2 separate regions of the Homo sapiens genome follow, and region 1 is linked to region 2. A link is an interaction called in ENCODE POLR2A ChIA-PET data of the cell type or tissue named here. Cell type or tissue: Panc1. All regions are shown on one strand.

Region 1 (5,000 bases), 170 kb before region 2:
AGAATTCAGAAAATCCTAGGATACAAATTATAACTTTAACAACAAAGTTTTTTTAACATCTCTATTTCACCAAATCTAAGTTGACAAAAACAGGCAATGATTTTATGGACCACTGTAAGTACCAAGATGCCATCAGTTATAAAATGCATCCAAATTTCACAGATATTAAAATATGAAAAAAAGGTTTTCAATGAATTTGATATTAAAAAATAATCACTCTTACGTTACTGAATCTCTATTAGCTTCTCAATGTAATAATTACTATTTGATACCAAGAAGACCTATTAATTAAAAGTAGAATCTTTCATGACATAAATGTACAAGAGCTGAAGGCACGCCCGCATGCACACACACACAATTAAACATTTCTTAAATATTAAAAATACCTCTTATTGTATCAAATCAAGAAACATTTTGATCTCTCAAGTCCTTAAACACTGAAAAAATTTGGTAGCTCATATCTTACCATTTGAGCTCGGAGATACATTTGAGCTTGGCTTGCCGTTAGGGTAGGGGAAGTACTCCCTAGTAACATAGTCTGTTGGGTAATACTGCCGCTGGTAGAACTGGAAGCCTGGGAACGGCTTATTAACTGTGCAGGTGTAGGAGAAGTGGAGAGGTTGATCTAAGGAAGAAAACATATTAGGTCATAGGCTTCCATTTCTTGCTTCCATGTTACTGAATTTCACACCGAGCTGCAGTTAGGCAATCAATGGTATAAACTGTGGCTAAGGAACCCAAAGGAGAAGCCTTTATCTTTGACAGACCCCCTCATTTCTTTGGGCAGTTATTTGCACATATGCAAACAATGGCATGGATTGGTTAGTAATCAGGGCAATTTTTTTTTTTTTAAGATGGGAGTTTCGCTCTTGTTGCCCAGACTGGAGTGCAAGTGCGCGATTTTGGCTCACTGCAACCTCCGCCTCCTGGGTTCAAGTGATTCTCCTGCCTAAGCCTCCCAAGTAGCTGGGATTACAGGCATACGCCACCACGCCCGGCTAATTTTGTATATTTTTATTAGAGACGGGGTTTCTCCATGTTGGTCAGGCTGGTCTCGAACTCCTGACCTTAGGTTATCCACCCACCTCGGCCTCCCAAAGTGCTAGGATTACAGGCATGAGCCACTGCACCCGGCCACAGTTTTTAAGGATAGCTACAACGTGTTTCAATAAGATTTCTAGTATCTTAAAATATCATTTCCACTACCTCCTAAAAATTAGGGCCAGTGCTCACTTCCGCAGCACATATACTAAAACTGGAACAATACAGAGAAGATTAGCATGGCTCCTGCCCAAAAATGACATTCAAATTCATGAAGCTTTCCATTAGTTTTAATAGGGGATTTTGTATGTTCTCAACACTAAGAAATGATCAATGATTTGAGATGATGGATATGCCAGTTACTCTGATTTGATCACTATACATGATATACATGTATTCAAATATCACCCTGTATCCCATAAATATGTATAGTTATTATGTGTCAGTTAAAAATTAAAAAAGAGCTACTGTTTCATTTTAATATTCCACATAACTTAAAACATCCTAATCAACAGTTTATTCTGTCACATTCTGAGGAGTTTGTGAACAAAAATTAAAACACAGATAATGCATTCACATATATAAAGACATACATGTAACACATAACCAGTGTAAAGCTGTAGTCAAAAGCTCTCAAGCAAAAGAAAATACTACTTCTCAAACAGATGGAAAAATCCTGAATATCAGCTACAAAATTAAATTATAAACACTAAAGTTTAAAACTTCTGTTAAAGAATAAACTAGAGCATTGTTGGCCGGGCGCAGTGGCTCACGCCTGTAATTCCAGCACTTTGGGAGGCCGAGGCGGGCGGATCACAAGGTCAGGAGATCGAGACCATCCTGGCTAACATGGTGAAACCCTGTCTCTACTAAAAAAAAAAAAAAAAAAAAAAATTAAAAAAATTAGCCGGGTGTGGTGGTGGGTGCCTGTAGTCCCAGCTACTCGGGAGGCTGAGGCAGAAGAATGGCGTGAACCTGGGAGGTGGAGCTTGCAGTGAGCCGAGATTGCGCCACTGCACTCCAGCCTGGGCGACAGAGCGACACTCCATCTAAAAAGAGAAAAGAAAAAAAGAAAAAAACCCAATAAACTAGTGCATTGTTAACCTCTAGAAGGATGCGTAAGAAACTGGTAACTGGTTGTATCTATAAAGAGACATTGGAGTGGGGTGGCTAGGGTAATAGGGAAAAGAAAAAGCATACTCTTTTTTTTATCTTTCTAATTTTAGACCACATGTATATATTACCCATTTTAAAAATAAATAATATTTTTGGCCGGGTGAGGTGGCTCCAGCCTATAATCCCAGCACTTTGGGAGGCTGAGGTGGGCGGATCGCAAGGTCAGGAGTTTGAGACCAGCCTGACCAACATGGTGAAATCCCATTTCTACTAAAAATACAAAAATTAGCCAGGTGTGATGGCACGCGCCTGTAATCCCAGCTACTCAGAAGGCTGAGGCAGGAGAATCGCTTGAACCCGGGAGGCGGAGGTTGCAGTGACCCAAGATCACGCCACTACACTCCAGCCTGGGCAACAGAGCGAGACTCTGTCTCAAATACTAGTAATAATAATAATAATATTTTTAAACAGAGAATAATATAATCCAACCTCAAATCATTTTGTGGAACAAAGCACAGAATACAATTAATAAATATTTTATTAGAAAAAAGAATACTTTATTGGACTTCTTATTCAAGCAACAAGGCAGACTGGACTAATACATCCATGTGACCAAACGGTATCACTGAAATGCTAGATCAACATGAAAAAATCAGAATATACAGCAGAACTCCAAAAGGGAGAGAAAAGCTGGGAAAGGAAATTCCTGGTGCCAGAAAGGAAGAAACTCAAAGCCAGAGAGATGTCACCTCAGCTGACACCAAGGCAGTCTATAAGGGTATCTTGGTTCTATAGAGCCAGAAGATCCATCTTTGTGCTTATTTCAGGGGAGGGCTACAAGTCAAATCCCTATTTTGAGCCAAAATCCTGAAAAGAGCTGCCCAATATGTAAGAAGGAGCTGGAAAAGCTCCACCCATACGTTCTGAGAAACAGCAAAGAAGCTTGCATCTGCCCTGCTCCTAGTGGAGGCAGGGAAGGAGGTACCTATGAGAATCAAAACTCCAGGCTTACACCAGGTAGGGGTATAGAATCCACATCCACACTCCCTGTACGGTTCCATAACCCAGCCCAAGACATTAACATCTGAACTAACCCAGGACACTTGTTAAACTGAATGGTGACTGGAGGAAGCTGAGTGAAGTTTATATAGGAGGACCTCTCTGTACTAGTTTTGCAACTTCCTATGATTTATAGGAATTTAATTTATAATTATTTTAAAATAAAAAAGTTTAAAAAACTGTATAGTAGGCACATGACAGTTGGTTATCTAATTCTCTAAATGTATATATATCACATATTTTTATTTTAATATAATAGTTAAATGTATAAATCAATGCATAAATACCACTAATACAATACAGAATTATTCTGTAATTTTGTTTGTTTTTGTTTTGTTTTGTTTTGTTTTTTTGAGACAGAGTCTCGCTCTGTCGCCCAGGCTGGAGTGCAGTGGTGCGACCTCAGCTCACTGCAACCTCCACCTCCTGGGTTCACATCATTCTCCTGCCTCAGCCTCCTGAATAGCTGGGACTACAGGCGCCCACCACCACGCCTGGCTAATTTTTTTTTTTTTTTTTTTTTTGTATTTTTAGTAGAGACAGGGTTTCATGGTGTTAGGCAGGATGGTCTCAATCTCCTGACCTCACGATCCCTCCCCCTCGGCCTTCCAAAGTGCTGGGATTACAGGCGTGAGCCACCGTGCCCAGCCTATTCTGTAATTTAGATCCTATTCCTAACACATCACTGAAATCACCTTAACAATAGTCACCAACATCTAACTGACAAAATCAGTGGAATCTTTTCAGACCATTCCCTCTCAGTCTTCTTTACCAGCTCTTCTTTTGCACCCACTCCCAAAATGTTCATGCTCTGTCTTTGACACTTTTCTTCTTTTTTTTTTTGAGACAGGGTCTCCCTCTGTCACCCAGGCTGGGGTGCAGTGGAGTGATCATGGCTCACTGCAGCCCCAATTTCCTAGACTCAGATGATCCTTCCACCTCAGCCTCCTGAGTAGCTGGGACTACAGGCATGCATCACCACACCCGGCTAATCTTTGTTATTTTTTGTAGAGACAGGGTTTCATCATGTTGCCCAAGCTTGCCTCAAACTCCTGGGCTCAAGCGATACCCCCACCTCAGCCTCCCAAAGTGCTGGGATTACCAGCATGAGCCATCGCACCAGACCACACTTTTCTTCTTGAATTCCTAGATTATCATATCTACTTCCACGGTTTCAAACAATTCAATCCTGATGACTCTTGATTCTTAACTATAAACCCTTTTTTGAAGTTCCAGATCCAAATACCTACAGAACACATCTTTCTGGGTATCCTTTACCAGCTCAAATTCAGCATGTTCAAACAGCAAACTAATTATTCCTTTTAAAACAGCTTCTCCTCAAATGGCACTGGCATTTTCTAAAATTCTCCAAGACACAGTATCTGGAAGTCATCCTGATGCTTCCCTCTCCTTTACCACACACACAAAATCAGTCACGTATCTTGTTTCTAATACATCTTTTTGTCTCCTAATTTCCATTTTGATTTTTCATCACTTAGTTTGAGACTTTGGGCCCATGTCATTTCTGGCTTGATTACTTTAATATCTGCAAACTGATACCTCTTACTGGAATCTTGTCACCTTCTACTTGCCAGATAATCTTTCCCTGATTATTAATATTAATTACCCATTTAAGAATCTTCTGAGGCCGGGCGCGGTGGCTCACGCCTGTAATCCCAGCACTTTGGGAGGCCGAGGCGGGCGGATCACGAGGTCAGGAGATTGAGACCATCCTGGATAACACGGTGAAACCCCATCTCTACTAAAAATACAAAAAAATAGCC
Region 2 (5,000 bases):
CCTCCAATGTCATGTACCTATGAAATACACTTTCTCAGGCAGCCCAAGATCCCTTTCTTTGAAATTCTCAGAACTGTGTGGTAGCCCATCATAAATGACTCCTACTGCCATCATGGGATGTGAGCCTGTCCAACAAAATAGTACTGTTGCTGGCCTCCTCAGTTGACTATGACTCCCTTGGATAAAAAAAGTACAGGAGGCTGCTGATTTCTAGGGAAGGAGGGAGGGTGCCTCTAATCCACTAGATGACTGCTGGGGTTAGATCTCTTGAGTATCTTGGAAAGTTATCTATGGTGACCATCCAAGATGTGCCACCAGTAACCCAGCCTCCCTCCCATCCTGCTCTGTTCTTGCCCTTACCAAACTCAACCTTCCCTTTGTCCTCCCCTCCTTTCTCCTGTGCACACTGGAACCCTCTTAAGGAGTAAATGAGCATCTATGTTCTCAGCTTTTTCATCGCACTTTTCCCCTACTGACTATCCTGACGACATTGCTTTTCTTGCCACCCTCTCTCAAGAGGAGGCTGCGTATTCTCTTGCTGTTTCCCTGAGTTCCGCGTTCTGGCTCCTTCATGCTGCTTGTGTGCTATTACTCCTCCATCATGTGTAAAAAAACCTACGTCTTTGGGGTTTACACTACGTGGCTGTGTCTCTTTGCCATATGCCACATTGCTGCTTATCAAATTTCATCTGAGGAAGGTTTGGCACCTGGGTCACTGATTGCTCTACCCCAAGGCCTGCCATCCTTGATAACTTCAGTGTCTAAATAGGCCAAGGATCTGACTGCAATCAAACACCAAATCCCATCCCTTCCTTCTTCTTAGTGTGTCCTACCACGCTTGTTTCCACCTAAGGATCTTAACTCATGTTGTCCCCATACCTGAATACGCTCCTTCCCTCTTTCCCTTTATAGCCTTCAGGTTTGTGTCACTTCCCCAGAAACGTGCACTCAAGGCCATCTTATCTAGTGGTTCCCTCTGCTATTCTCTATCAATGACCCTTCATAGCGCTTCTTCCTCCTAGCATCTCTCACAGTGTGTGTGTGTGTGTGTGTGTGTGTGTGTGTGTGTGTGTGTGTGTATATATTTGCTGGTTTATTTCATTGTCATCTGTCATTTCCAGCAATCTGTATGTCCCTCAAGGACAGGGGCCATGTCAATTTCATTTACTTTTGGAGTCTCAGCATAAGAACAATGCTTGGCACACAGACCCTCCAGAAATATTTATAAAATAAATAAATAAATGAGTGGATAGACTTAGCTCTGTACTTTGAAAGGAGAGAGCTCCCACTGGCTCATGTTTCCACCATCAGTAGAGGTTGGCAAGGAAACTTTCACTGCTCCTGCTGGGTGAAGGCTAAGGAACCAGTAATGTTTTAAGGCAGAAGTGCAGAAGCAACAAAATATTTTTGGCTTTAGTTTTTAAAGTATTATGCTTTTTTTTTGAGATGGAGTCTTGCTCTGTCGCCCAGGCTAGACTGCAGTGGCGCAGTCTCAGCTCACTGCAACCTCCATTCCCAGGTTCAAGCGATTCTCCTACCTCAGCCTCCCAAGTAGCTGGGATTACAGGTGCGCACCACCACGCCCGGCTAATTTTTGTGTTTTTTTAGTAGAGATGGGGTTTCGCTACGTTGGCCAGGCTGGTCTTGAACTGTTGACCTCAAGTGATCTGCCCGCCTCAGCCTCCTAAAGTGCCTCCCAAACAATTAATAAGTGTTTAAGAAAATATTTAGTAAGCTTGTTCTGTATTCCTACACAAAAAGTATAACAGCAACATATTCCACAAGAGTAAAGCAAAATAAGTAAAATTATTCCAAGTAAACAAATTAGGAGGCTTTTTATGAACTGGGCAACTGTTGGAACTAAGCTGGTATGGGGTTGTTAACTGATTGTAATGTGCCCAGAATTAGAATATTGATCCAGATTTTTACATTACCCATCTCTTTTGGGTTTTTTTTTTTTTTTTTGAGCAACAATTAGAGATCATTGGTTGGTTTACAGGAATAAGCAGGGTTAGCCTAAATTGCAGAAACAAACTGAAAAATAACTAATGAGACTAGAATTTAATAACAAGTATACCATAGTTTTTGAAACATAATATTTTTCTTTCCAGTTTTCCATTTTTATTAAAGACAAATTATAGTAAGACTGATTTGCTTTATTATACTTGACTTGATTATTTGTATAAAGTGCAGCAAGAGTATATTTTATATAGGCTTTTAAGAAATGGGCTTTAATGGAAATTTGTTCCATAGAAGGAATATTTTATTTTATTTTGTTTTATTTTATTTTGAGATGGAGTCTTGCTCTGTCATCCAGGCTGGAGTGCAGTGGCACCATCTTGGCTCACTGCAACCTCTGCCTCCTGGGCTCAAGTGATTCTCCTGTCTCAGCCTACCAAGTAGCTGGGATTATAGGTGTCCACCACTGCACCCAGCTAATTTTTGTATTTTTAGTAGAGATGGGGTTTCACCATGTTGGTCAGGCTGGTCTCGAACTCCTGACCTCAGACAATCCGCCTGCCTTGGCCTCCCAAAGTGCTGAAATTACAGGCATGCACCATCGCCCTGGCCTAAATGTTTACATTTTTAAGACATTTTATTTTACCAATAACCTTTAAAACTGTCTTTATTTTTAAAAGATTACTGAAGTCATGTGAACAAAAAGGCGTTAAAGTGTCTATTTTTCTGACAAAATATTTTATTTAAGCGCTTAGTTTTTAAGCCAATTAATTAGAGCTCTTTTACATATAAACATACAACACATATAAATACACAGACAGAAGATTTAGCACTTGTAAGATTTTTCTATTTGCCAGTTTTTTAACTGGATTACTGGCTTCAGGGCGGAGCCCTTGGAGGAACAGGGCCAGGAAAGCTTGCGTTTCTAAGGCCAAATAAGCAGCAAATAAGCAGCTGAAAGCAAAGACAGATCCCCACAGTTAAGGGTGCCATTTTATACTGGTTCCTGGAGTCCCAAAAGGAAGGAAATACTACGGGAGCAGGCGGTGCAGTGCTTCTATTCTGCATTTCATTGCAAGGCAACACAAAGCCAATCAGCCCATTTTATAATCAGCCCATTCCTCATGGGAGTTTTATTTCCCAGTGGGGTTGGGGTGTTTCCCTATCTTCTAGGTGGCCAAGAGCATGCTTTTTTTACTCAAGTATGCAAAGAGTCAAGTATCCCTTGATAGCTATTATTAGCCATCCCTTAAAGTGTATTTCCTACCTAGTTATTGTATTATAAAACACCAAAGCTTTTTCATAATGGGAAGTAATTTCTGATACCCCCAAAACTCAAAACCATTAGATAACACAATGCAAAACAGAACAGAGCCTTTGATTTTTTAGAGGGATCTGTCTGCTTTTAATTCCTGGGGTTTCATGAAGAAAACAGAGGTTTTTTTTTTTCCCCAAAATGGAGTCTGTGGCGCCTCCTCCGTTTTTCCCAAGGAGTCCCAGGCTACCAGAAGTTACCTTAGGGCCCCTCATGTATGCATTGAGAGTGGCAAAACAAACAAACAAACAAAAAATGGAGAAAAATAATTCAGTCGACTGAGAAGAAAAAAAAAAACTTTTCCAGAAAAGCAAGTTCCAAGAAGAGAAAAACATAAAGGCCTTTTAAATATATCTAGAGCTTGTTTATCCACTTTTAATTAAGCTGACTTTCAACCATAGTGCTCTTTAAAAAAAAAAAAGACATTTTTTCAGATCTCTTGTTACCCGACTGTAGCCATGCCAAGCGGCCAAAATTTCCAGCTTTTGAACGTTACCAAAGGTAACCTTCTAGGCGCTTAGAGAAAGGAAAATTTAGGACAGTCCACGGAGAAGAGAATAGACAAGGTCACTCAGATATTACACCAGAAATGACTTATTTCCTAGGTGGGGAAACGAACCTGGACCACTAACTGTGAAAGTGCAAGATCCTAGTTACTGAGCTACAGTGGGCAGCATTCTGTGTGTGTGTTTTCTCAGAAGGAGCCTAGAGTAGTTAATTTTGAGCTTGCAGAGGCTTCTAACTATCTAATATGATTTTTAGAGCTAACTATGACATGAACCCTAAAATTCCTGTTCCCTGGAAGGCAGAGACCAAGAGAAAGTACCACCACATGGTTAAAAGGTCACGCTCCCAAGAACATAAAACAAAGTGGAGACTTCATCCAGTTTTTTTTGTTTGTTTCAGGGACCTACAGCCAAGTTTCTTACTGACCAGCTTGCTGGGTCGTTTTGAAAAGCAGGCTTACAGGTGTTCTAAGCCCATGTTTTACTCTAAAGTACCCCTCAACACAGAAAAACAAATTTACAGCACGAAATACACCAGTTTAAGATTAGCCTTAGAATTTTTTCACATTAATTAAAACTTTACAGAGGAGATCAACACTGATTTATTTGTTTATTTATTTATTTTTCCATTTATTGAACCATTTTCACAGAGAGAGAAGCCAGAAATCTGACTGGTAGGAAATTCTTACCCTTTTGCCAGCATGCCAGGCTTCTGGGTTCCCTTTCCCTAAGCGGCATTACTGATCAGGCTTGTGGCACCATCGTCCTGGGGGCCAAGCCGCATCATAAAGGAAAATTATTTGTTTTTGTTCTGGCCAGAGCAAAATACATGTGATAAAACATAGACATGGCAGGGCGCGGTGGCTCACGACTGTAATCCCAGCACTTTGGGAGGCCGAGGTGGGCGGATCACGAGGTCAAGAGATCGAGACCATCCTGACCAACATGGTGAAATGCCATCTCTACTAAAAATATAAAAAATTAGCTGAGCGTGGTGGCACACACCTGTAGTCCCAGCTATTCGGGAGGCAGAGGCAGGAGAATCGCTTGAACCCGGGAGGCTGAGGTTGCAGTGAGCCGAGATCACGCCACTGTACTTCAGCCTGGGCAACACAGGAGACTCCGTCTTAGACAAACAAACAAACAAAAAACATAGACATTAGCCACACTGCTTAGCACCCAATATCAAACTGGCGAAGCTTAAATTTGCCCCCAGATGG

What was found. ChIA-PET counts read pairs that join two places held together with the same protein. Peaks named below come from ENCODE experiments on the same cell type or tissue, not always from the same donor. Only the 100,000 strongest peaks of a DNase experiment are listed, where the experiment ranks them.
Region 1: POLR2A ChIA-PET joins it to region 2 with 6 read pairs; 4 of 35 experiments call an interaction of 5 or more read pairs at or near these places.

The regions. Positions count from the first base shown.
Region 1 is chr3:170,148,620-170,153,619 of GRCh38, forward strand. It overlaps PHC3 (polyhomeotic homolog 3), which reads right to left. Exons shown (of 15, transcript NM_024947.4): 5 at 467-625. It also overlaps the pseudogene RNU6-315P. Among named protein-coding and RNA genes, the nearest start is that of PHC3, 31 kb to the right of the region's middle. In Panc1, no CTCF peak of the experiment used is centred here; no DNase peak of the experiment used is centred here.
Region 2 is chr3:170,313,986-170,318,985 of GRCh38, forward strand. No RefSeq gene overlaps it. Among named protein-coding and RNA genes, the nearest start is that of SKIL, 41 kb to the right of the region's middle. In Panc1, no CTCF peak of the experiment used is centred here; no DNase peak of the experiment used is centred here; H3K27ac peaks cover 564 bases.